Regions from separate parts of the Homo sapiens genome. Here region 2 is linked to region 1. Evidence: chromatin loops called from intact Hi-C (ENCODE). Cell type or tissue: PC-3. All regions are shown on one strand. Each heading gives the region's core, and the rest is flanking DNA. Links, peaks and the distances in the headings are about the cores only.

Region 1 (4,405 bases), core at 99-4,098:
CCAGGTTTGCTGCACCCATCAACCCATCATCCACATTAGGTATTTCTCCTAATGCTGTCCCTCCCCTAGTCCCCCACCCCCTGACAGACCCCAGTGTGTGATGTTCCCCTCCCTGTGTCCATGTGTTCTCATTGTTCAACTCCCACTTATGAGTGAGAACATGCAGTGTTTGGTTTTCTGTTCTTGTGTTAGTTTGCTGAGAATGATGGTTTCTAGCTTCATCCATGTCCCTGCAAAGGATGTGAACTCATCCTTTTTTATGGCTGCATAGTATTCCATGTTATATATGTGCCACATTTTCTTTATCCAGTCTATCATTTTTGGGCATTTGGGTTGTTTCCAGGTCTTTGCTATTGTGAATAGTGCTGCAATAAACATACATGTGCATGTGTCTTTACAGTAGAATGATTTATAATCCTTTGGGTATATACCCAGTAATGGGATTGCTGGGTCAAATGGTATTTCTGGTTCTAGATCCTTGAGGAATCACCACACTGTCTTCCACAATGGTTGAACTAATTTACACTCCCACCAACAGTGTAAAAGCATTCCTATTTCTCCACATCCTCTCCAGCAACCCTATCAAAAAGTGGGCAAAGGATATGAACAGACTCTTCTCAAAAGAAGACATTTATGTGACCAACAAACATATGAAAAAAAGCTCATCATCACTGGTCATTAGAGAAACGCAAATCAAAACCACAATGAGATACCGTCTCATGCCAGTTAGAATGGCGATCATTGAAAAGCCTAATCTCCTCTTCTTATGAGGACACAGTCAGATTGGCTTAGAGCCCACCCTATCAGCCTCATTTTAATTTAACCACCTCTCTAAAAGCCATGTCTTCAAATACAGTCACATTCTGAAGTACTGGGGGTTAGGGCTCCAACATATGGCTTTTAGCGGGGACTCAGTGAAGCCTATAACAGTTGCTGACAGCACACAGATACTCTATTCTCCACAGAATTGTTCTTGGATCAAAGAAGCCCTCCTTACTGAAAAGATGATGCCACATCTCTGCCCCAGGGGCAGTCCTGGCCAATGACTGAGTGACTTAAGGTAAAACCATCTTTGTGGTGTTACTCATGCCCCAGAGCTCCCTGTGTGAGCAGACTGAGGCTAGTCTCCAGCTGAGACCACATCCTTGCTCAGCTCCTTTTATCTGGACACAGCCCCCAACCCCACACCAAACTCTATATACACACACCCACATCCTTAGAGCTCTCCACAATAAGATACATGCACCAGATACCCATCTCAGGCTGTGCTTCTAAGGAACCCATCTAAAGACTTGGACATTATAATAAAAATATCTTGACTCATGGTTACAAAACAAAATATAAAGGATAAGAGATAAACATCTCTTAAAGAAAAATAGTCAGGTGCCAGCAAAGTCACATTCTTTAATATTATAACTTTAATCCTCAGACCTTCAAGAAAATAATAGAGCCCACATCTGTGGCACTGCTAAAGTGAGTCCTTTGTCAGATATCAATTACATCTCAGATGACTAAATTTTTTTCTCTCTGGAGGTTTAGTCTCCTGGCCCTCTTCAAAGTCTTCTTAAAATGCTTCATCTTGCATAATGTCCAGAACATGGTAGATGCTCCATAAAATGGCACTTATTAATTTAGTAGGTAGAAAGATTCGCTTTTATAATTGTTGTTGTGAGAATTTTTTTTAAGAAATTGTATTTAGAAAAATACCTAATAAAAGTGCAGGGAAAGAAAATGATATGATCCCTTCTGCCAGGGAACAAGAGGAGGGCTTTGGCCCTGTTCCAGAAAGGTGGAGGGAAAGAGAGTGGGAGGGGCCAGAGTGAGATGGTGGCCGATCATGTGCTCTGTAAGACGCCAAATTCACCCGAAACTTAGCATAAATGTACCATCTAGGTTTGTGGGAGTACACTCTATGATGTTTGCTCAATGACAAAATTGCCTAAGGACACATTTCTTTGAACGCATCCCCGTTTTTAAGTGATGTGTAACTGTACACATAAAGGGCCAACAGCATAGCTAGAGGAAAACACTTCCCAGGCAGAGGTCACCTGTCCTTCAGGATGACAGCTGAACTCTCCCAACAAGATAAAAACCACTCCTAAAACCCCAGCTTTCCATTCTCCCAGCAGCTTATAAGGATACCCAGTCTCTCCCTCCCCCATGCCTTCCCCGGCACTATTAAAGAAAAAAAACTGACTCTTCTGATACTTTGCTGTTTGGGAAAAGGCATTTTATCCATCTCAAAACTTCAATTCAACATATATTGTATTTTATTTTTTCCTTTTCAATTTTTAAAAGCAATCTCTCTCCCCACTGTGAACCATGAAATAGTTTATCAGAGTTATGCAGTGAGTCATCGGCTGGGCCTCGAACACTGTGTTCACGGTGTCCTAGTTCCCGGTGACAGCAGTTAAGATTGCTCATTGGAGCTCAGAAGTCATAGAGAGGGAAGGGCACACTCTGAGACCCACAATTGTTCCTTTCCCTGGTGACTCATCCCCTTTTATGATACCATGGGCCCCTGCTGGAGGTCCCAGAGAAGCTGTTACTCCACATGCCAAATGGCTGCTGCATCTCTATTTCATTACAAAGAGCCCCCTCTGCGCCCAAGGGAAGCAACTGTAATTTTCAATCACCGTAACATTTAGTGGGACTGGAGGCATGCAGCAGCATATTTGCTAAGAAATGTTTCAAACCAATGTTCAAGCCAGAGAAGAATATGGACAGCCCCCAGTGAAATAAACACACTCATATTCTGAGGGAGAAATGAACAGTCCAGGTATCTTTTAACACTCAGGTCTGCAATCATCTCCTATCTTCCATTGGCATCATGTCTTACACAGGCTGCTGCAGAAATGTTTTGAACCAATGTTCAAGCCAGAGAAGAATATGGACAGCCCCCAGTGAAATAAACACACTCATATTCTGAGGGAGAAATGAATACTCCAGGTATCTTTTAACACTCAGCTCTGCAATCATCTCCTATCTTCCATTGGCATCATGTCTTACACAGGCTGCTGCAAGCCTTGCCTAATGCACTCACCATGTGACTCTCCCCTTTCAATGAGGCCCTCGCTGCCAATAAAATTGAGTATAAAATCTTAAGTTTGGCAGGCAAGACCTTTTATCATTTGCAACCCACATTCCCAGATCTGCCTCTTCTTACCAATGAATATGGTAGATCTCATTTAAAGGTTATGTACCAAAAGACTCTGATTGGGCTGTCCTGGTCTGGGTCTAGGAAGCTTTATTTTTCTGATGCTTTCCAGATAGTTCTCATATGTACCTTCAGAATCCTGGCTTTCATAACCTGAACTCTGTATTTTTCCCTGAATTCACTCTTGCTTTCCCACTTCATCTCTTTAAAGTACCACTTCTTTTAGAATTGACCTAATATGGTAGACACTAGCCACTTGTGGCTATTTGAATTAAAATTATTAAAATTAAATAAAATGACAAATTCAGTTGCACTAGCTACTTTTCAAGTGCTCAATAGTCACCTGTGACAAAATTATAGAATATTTCCAACACTGCAGAAAATTCTACTGGACAGCACTGTTCTAGGCTGTCACCTCTCTAAATAGAGGGGCACAGCCTCCGCTTTCAGTTTGGCCAGATTTCTTTGAAGCTCTGGGATGTGAGTCACTTTACCTCTCTGATCCTCAGTTCCTCTCCTGGCCAGCACACCATCTACCATCACCAATCCCCACCTCTGCAAAGAGAAGGCAGAATCTCCTGGCCCTTGAAAGTGCTCCAGCTCTCACAGTTGTGGATGTAGCAGGGGAGAGGTAGTGTCTCCATCGCACCCCAGCCCTAAGCCTCTTCATGTAACTGAGTGCCATATCAAAGGATGTATCCAATCAAATCTTCTCATCTGTAAGATGCCCTTTTCTGCCTTCTTTTACACCATATCTACATGCACAGGTTGAATAAATGCCCAACCCCAGCCTTCTGGGCAACCCCCTTGCCCAGAGAAAGGCAAGCTCACAGACCTCCCACACCCCCATGGTAGACAATATCTTTCTTTTCTTTTTTTTTTATATATTTTTTTGTTATACTTTAAGTTCTAGGGTACATGTGCACAACGTGCAGGTCTGTTACATATGTATACGTGTGCCATGTTGGTGTGCTGCACCCATTAACTCGTCATTTACATTAGGTATATCTCCTAATGCTATCCCTTCCCCCTCCCCCCGCCCCACAACAGGCCCCGGTGTGTGATGTTCCCCTTCCTGTGACCAAGTGTTCTCATTGTTCAATTCCCACCTATGAGTGAGAACATGCGGTGTTTGGTTTTTTGTCCTTGTATATTTCACAGCACAGCAGGAATCAAGTCAACTTTGAGAATAATATCACTAACTGCAAGTGGAACTGAACCTCAAATACAAACAATATGTTTATATTC
Region 2 (4,405 bases), core at 77-4,076, 110 kb after region 1:
TTTTTGTCTATGTATGTTCATCTTTTCAAACGTGTTCATATCATTTTATGGGTCTCTAAAATATTTAACTTCTAAAACTTCTTACTTTTGACCTATAAAAATTCATTAAAAGTTTTAAAATACATTTTTGAGGCAGAGATTGTAAATGTAAATCACAGATAATCAAAATAATTGACCTTCATTATGAGATACTTCATATCAAAACTGACTTTCTATCTGAATACTTATCCCTCTGAGGTGAAAGAATACATTCTGTCTCAATTACTGAGCTCTTTTGGGATGTGAACCTAGCTAAGTGTGCACTGACACATTCCAAGGCGACCACACAATTCATTTGTGGCATACTAAGGTATTTACAACTCAAGCCTGCTGTAAGATACAATAAATTCATAGGATGCCAAAGGTTTCTGAGAACTTCCTGTAATTCACAGGACATGATCAGACATAATGAAATGTGTTTAATACAAATTTCTGTCTTATATTCAAGGCCAACTTGAGTTTCAGAACAGCAACAAAAAGCTATGCAAGTAAATCCTCTAGATATAATCATTCAACAGTTTTCTCAAGGAAAAACATATTATAGATGTTTAATTTTAGCCATATACCTTTTGAACTTGTTTTCTTTCAATTATAGAAAAAAAATTCACTTTTCAAGTTCAAACATGACTGTTAAAAATATATCATGCTCCCCCAGTAGCAAATGAACATACCTCTCATGCATGTAGTCAACTCCCAGCAGCAGCTGGATAAACCATTCTATTATTTGATTTTCTGGAAAGATTTTTCCAGCTTGTTTATATTCCTGAATTTTATCGTCCAGATCTCGGCCCTGAAATGAAGAGCATAATCTTTCATATTTTTTCAGCTAATATGTTAAAATCAAGTTCACTTAACAACAGTTAATACATAGCAGTCACTGTTTATAAGAAAGTGCCATTCTGTAATTATCACTGACAAAGATTCTCTCTTTAATCAAAGTCTATCCAGGTTCCTTTGAGCACTCTTCTCAGCTCGGCCTCAACATTAACCTATAAAGACTTTAACAAACACGAATCTATTAATAGTTTCTAAAAGCCCAAGGCCACAACCCTAGGATGGTCCTACCCTCCTACCCCTTAAAGTTCCTACCTGAGAAAACTCAAGGTAGACAGAAGAATTGACAGTTTCTTCCAGCCAATGCCTGAAGATAGGGCTCTTGTCTCCCAATCTCTAAGGAAGGTTAGGAGTCTAACTTTGATGAGCACCAGATAACAAACCCACATGAGTTTACAGGGACCAACCTCCACTTCCTGATTTTTGTAATTTTTCACTTCCTTGACTCTGCTCAGGCCCCTGCTGTTCCTCTTCCCTACTCCCTTATTCTCCCTGAATACCCAGTCACTCTGCACAAATTAGAATGGAGCTTAGCTCTTTCCTCTAGTATCAGTAGTTACTTCATAAAATCTGTTTTAAATGCTTTAATGATATCACTCCAGGAAAAAACCCTTATAAGGAGAAAAGTTATCACACAAACCTTCAATCTAAATTATTTTTTATTATATTACCTATATATGCACCCACATAAAACTAGCAATAACTTTTCTTACACTTAGAGTTGTATATAATTATAGAATCTTAACATATAAAACTTAAAAAGGTCGGCCAATAAAATTCAAATCAGTGATATGAATTTAATATAAAGTGATGATTTTTGGTGAAACTAAATTGGCACTTATATTGTGCATATAGCTGCTGTAGTATAGCTTCTTTTGAGTTCAGCATGCCCAGGGTACCATGCGCATTGGGATGACTGAATTCTCCTTTCCTCTACGTAGCTATAGCAAAACCCTAAGGAATATAATAACTGTGGATCTATGTGGGGATCCAAGCACATCGTTTAAGCATTTAGTTAAGCTCTATCCTATCATTCACTGGCAATAAGTAAAATAATAATACTTATTATTAAGGCCAAAAACTAACTATGATCAAAAATGACAAACATCTAAAATAGCCTGGCAGTGTCTGACATAATGCCCTTTCTGAATATGGTTGTACTGATGTATTTCAATTGCTATAAAAATAAAAATGTCAAATGCTAAATTTTCTTAGAGAACCCTTAGACCTGATCCATTTTACTGTAAAACACCGAAAACTTAGAGATAATTTGAGAAATGTTCCTCTAAAGAAAAGGATGGATTCAATGTTAACTGTGTTTAGTCTTTGCAGGATGCAAAACACAGGCCCCATAAAGAGTGGGAGAGGTCCTTATCATATTCATGGGGAGCAAAAGTGGAAAAAATAAGCTAGTCATAGACTACTCATGACAGAGTTGTTGTTAAGATGCAAAGGAAGAACATTTATAGGCAATGAGACAATCCAAAAGAAATTACTTCTAATGAAACAATATGAGGTCAACTGATTCACTTCTAATGCACTTTTTATTTCCTTACAGTGCAATGTGCAAATATTTGCTTAGCATTTTCTCTCCTACACAGGGCCGTAACAAATCAAAAGTATAGCAAACATTCACTAGCAGCCTAGCTCAAGTACGGTTTCCTGATAGTTTTTCTGGGCCAAGGAGAGTGTTCCAAAGCTTGGTGGAATTCAAAAATATGGCGAATTGAATACTTAACTCCTTGTCTAAAAGACTATCATTTCTTTCTCATTCTTCAAACCTGCCTTTATTTCTTCTCTCTTTTTACTCCTTGAGTTTATCAGAATTCTGTTGAGCCATACAAGCTGTACTCTCATGTTTCTGTAAGTTGCAAAGAACATTTCTGACAATAGATCATTATAACATCCTGTGTAGCAGACATGAAAGTCCTTCAGATGAAAGGTGACCTGTAAACATACAGTTGACCCTTGAATAACATGGGTTTGAACTGCGTAGGTCTGCTTAATATATCAGTTTACAAGCTTATAATATCAGCTTCTAAACTGATATTTTTTCAACCAAACACATATTGGAAATACAATATTTGCAGGAATGGAAATCTGCATATATGAAGGGCTTTTGTATATATGAAGGTTCTGCAGGGCCAACTGCAGGACTTGAGTATGCGAGGATTCTGGTATATCTCATTTAGTTTCTCTGAACACGATAAAACATCTCCAGTGGCAGAAAGACTATTGCCTACATGTTGCCATCTTCTTCCTGAATACCTTCAGAAGAGGAGTGAAAGGAGAGAGAAGAGGATGAAGACAATGATAAAGAAAAAGGAAAAGAAAAATTTGCCTTAAAGAAATATCAGTGAAGCTACCTGCTAGCTTCTTTTTTTTTTATTTTATTATTATTATACTTTAAGTTTTAGGGTACATGTGCACGACGTATGTCAACCCAATGTATCGCTTTAAAAACACCAAAAATAAGCACAATTTTCTCCATGTACAAAAATTATGGTCCCAGAACCTGTGCATTTTTTTAAAATGTGTTAACCTTACTAAGGACAAGCTAGAATTACAGTGGCCACAGTGAAGTTTTAACCCAGATAAAATTGGTTACTTGTGAGGCACATTAGAGAAGAAAGGATCCAACATACCACAAAAGCAATGGGACACACTCTTTAATGGATACACAGAAGTATTAAATATCTAAGATATGAAATGAATCAAAGATTTCCTCTTTAAAAGATTCCTTAGAGAAGGCCAATGGAAAAAATCTTAAGTCTTTTCTACAAATATCAGTCAAAAGCTTTAGCCATCTGGGTGGGTAATCTTGTTCCATGGGCCAGAAAAAAATTCACTTCCAGATTAGTGAGCTTTGTGTTATTGTACTTGGCACCTGGCTAAAATTTTTAAATGAATACTACAAGATCTGTTTTTATGTTTATATTTATATATGTCAGTATGTATGTTATGAATGTGTAACATATTTCTTTTTCTTTATGGTATTGCCAAAATTAAGTTGTAAAAGAGAACTATTTAATTGGTTTAAAGAAAAATAAGTGCTTATATAAAATAGGTATTCCTTAAACCCTTAGAAACAAACCTAAAATATTTTTCAAGTTGACATAATCTTGGATAATCTTCGGTAAATAGTAGCTAATAAAAGTATATTGGCTTGATTAATGCAGGCATACCTTCAGAGTTGTCGGCATTTAGTATAATACAGATGCACAACTCTTCTCCCCTAGGTTTATTTAGTAAAATAAGTTCATGTTATCTCTATGTGACATAGCTTGTCAGCAAGAAAAATAACTTAAGGTGATGGCTAGCTATTTAATGTCTCATCTTTATGAGCATTTCAAGCATAATTGTTAAAAGCAAGAGTCAAATAGAGGTAAGATAGAATTCCCATGTGAAAAATGTCCTTTCTATACCAGAAACTTTTAACATTCTTACGAAGGATGGGAAAAAAAAAAAAAAAGCCCTAACAGGATAGAAATAAAAATTTGTTTCCTCTACAGTTTCTTACTACAGAGAGACT

The links. Hi-C counts contacts between places; a loop is a spot of excess contacts. Peaks named below come from ENCODE experiments on the same cell type or tissue, not always from the same donor. Only the 100,000 strongest peaks of a DNase experiment are listed, where the experiment ranks them.
Region 2: it touches region 1 in a loop (6-fold over the local background); 1 of 110 quality-filtered maps calls a loop at or near these places.

The regions. Positions count from the first base shown.
Region 1 is chr3:131,215,069-131,219,473 of GRCh38, reverse strand. All of the region lies in intron 14 of NEK11 (NIMA related kinase 11), which reads right to left. Among named protein-coding and RNA genes, the nearest start is that of NUDT16-DT, 160 kb to the left of the region's middle. RefSeq lists an enhancer at 2,226-2,727. In PC-3, for the core only: no CTCF peak of the experiment used is centred there; DNase peaks (open chromatin) are centred at 1,153, 1,903 and 2,433; H3K4me3 peaks cover 990 bases; H3K27ac peaks cover 2,645 bases.
Region 2 is chr3:131,106,227-131,110,631 of GRCh38, reverse strand. It overlaps NEK11 (NIMA related kinase 11), which reads right to left. Exons shown (of 18, transcript NM_024800.5): 5 at 711-829. Among named protein-coding and RNA genes, the nearest start is that of NEK11, 82 kb to the right of the region's middle. In PC-3, for the core only: no CTCF peak of the experiment used is centred there; a DNase peak (open chromatin) is centred at 2,301; H3K4me3 peaks cover 587 bases; H3K27ac peaks cover 1,560 bases.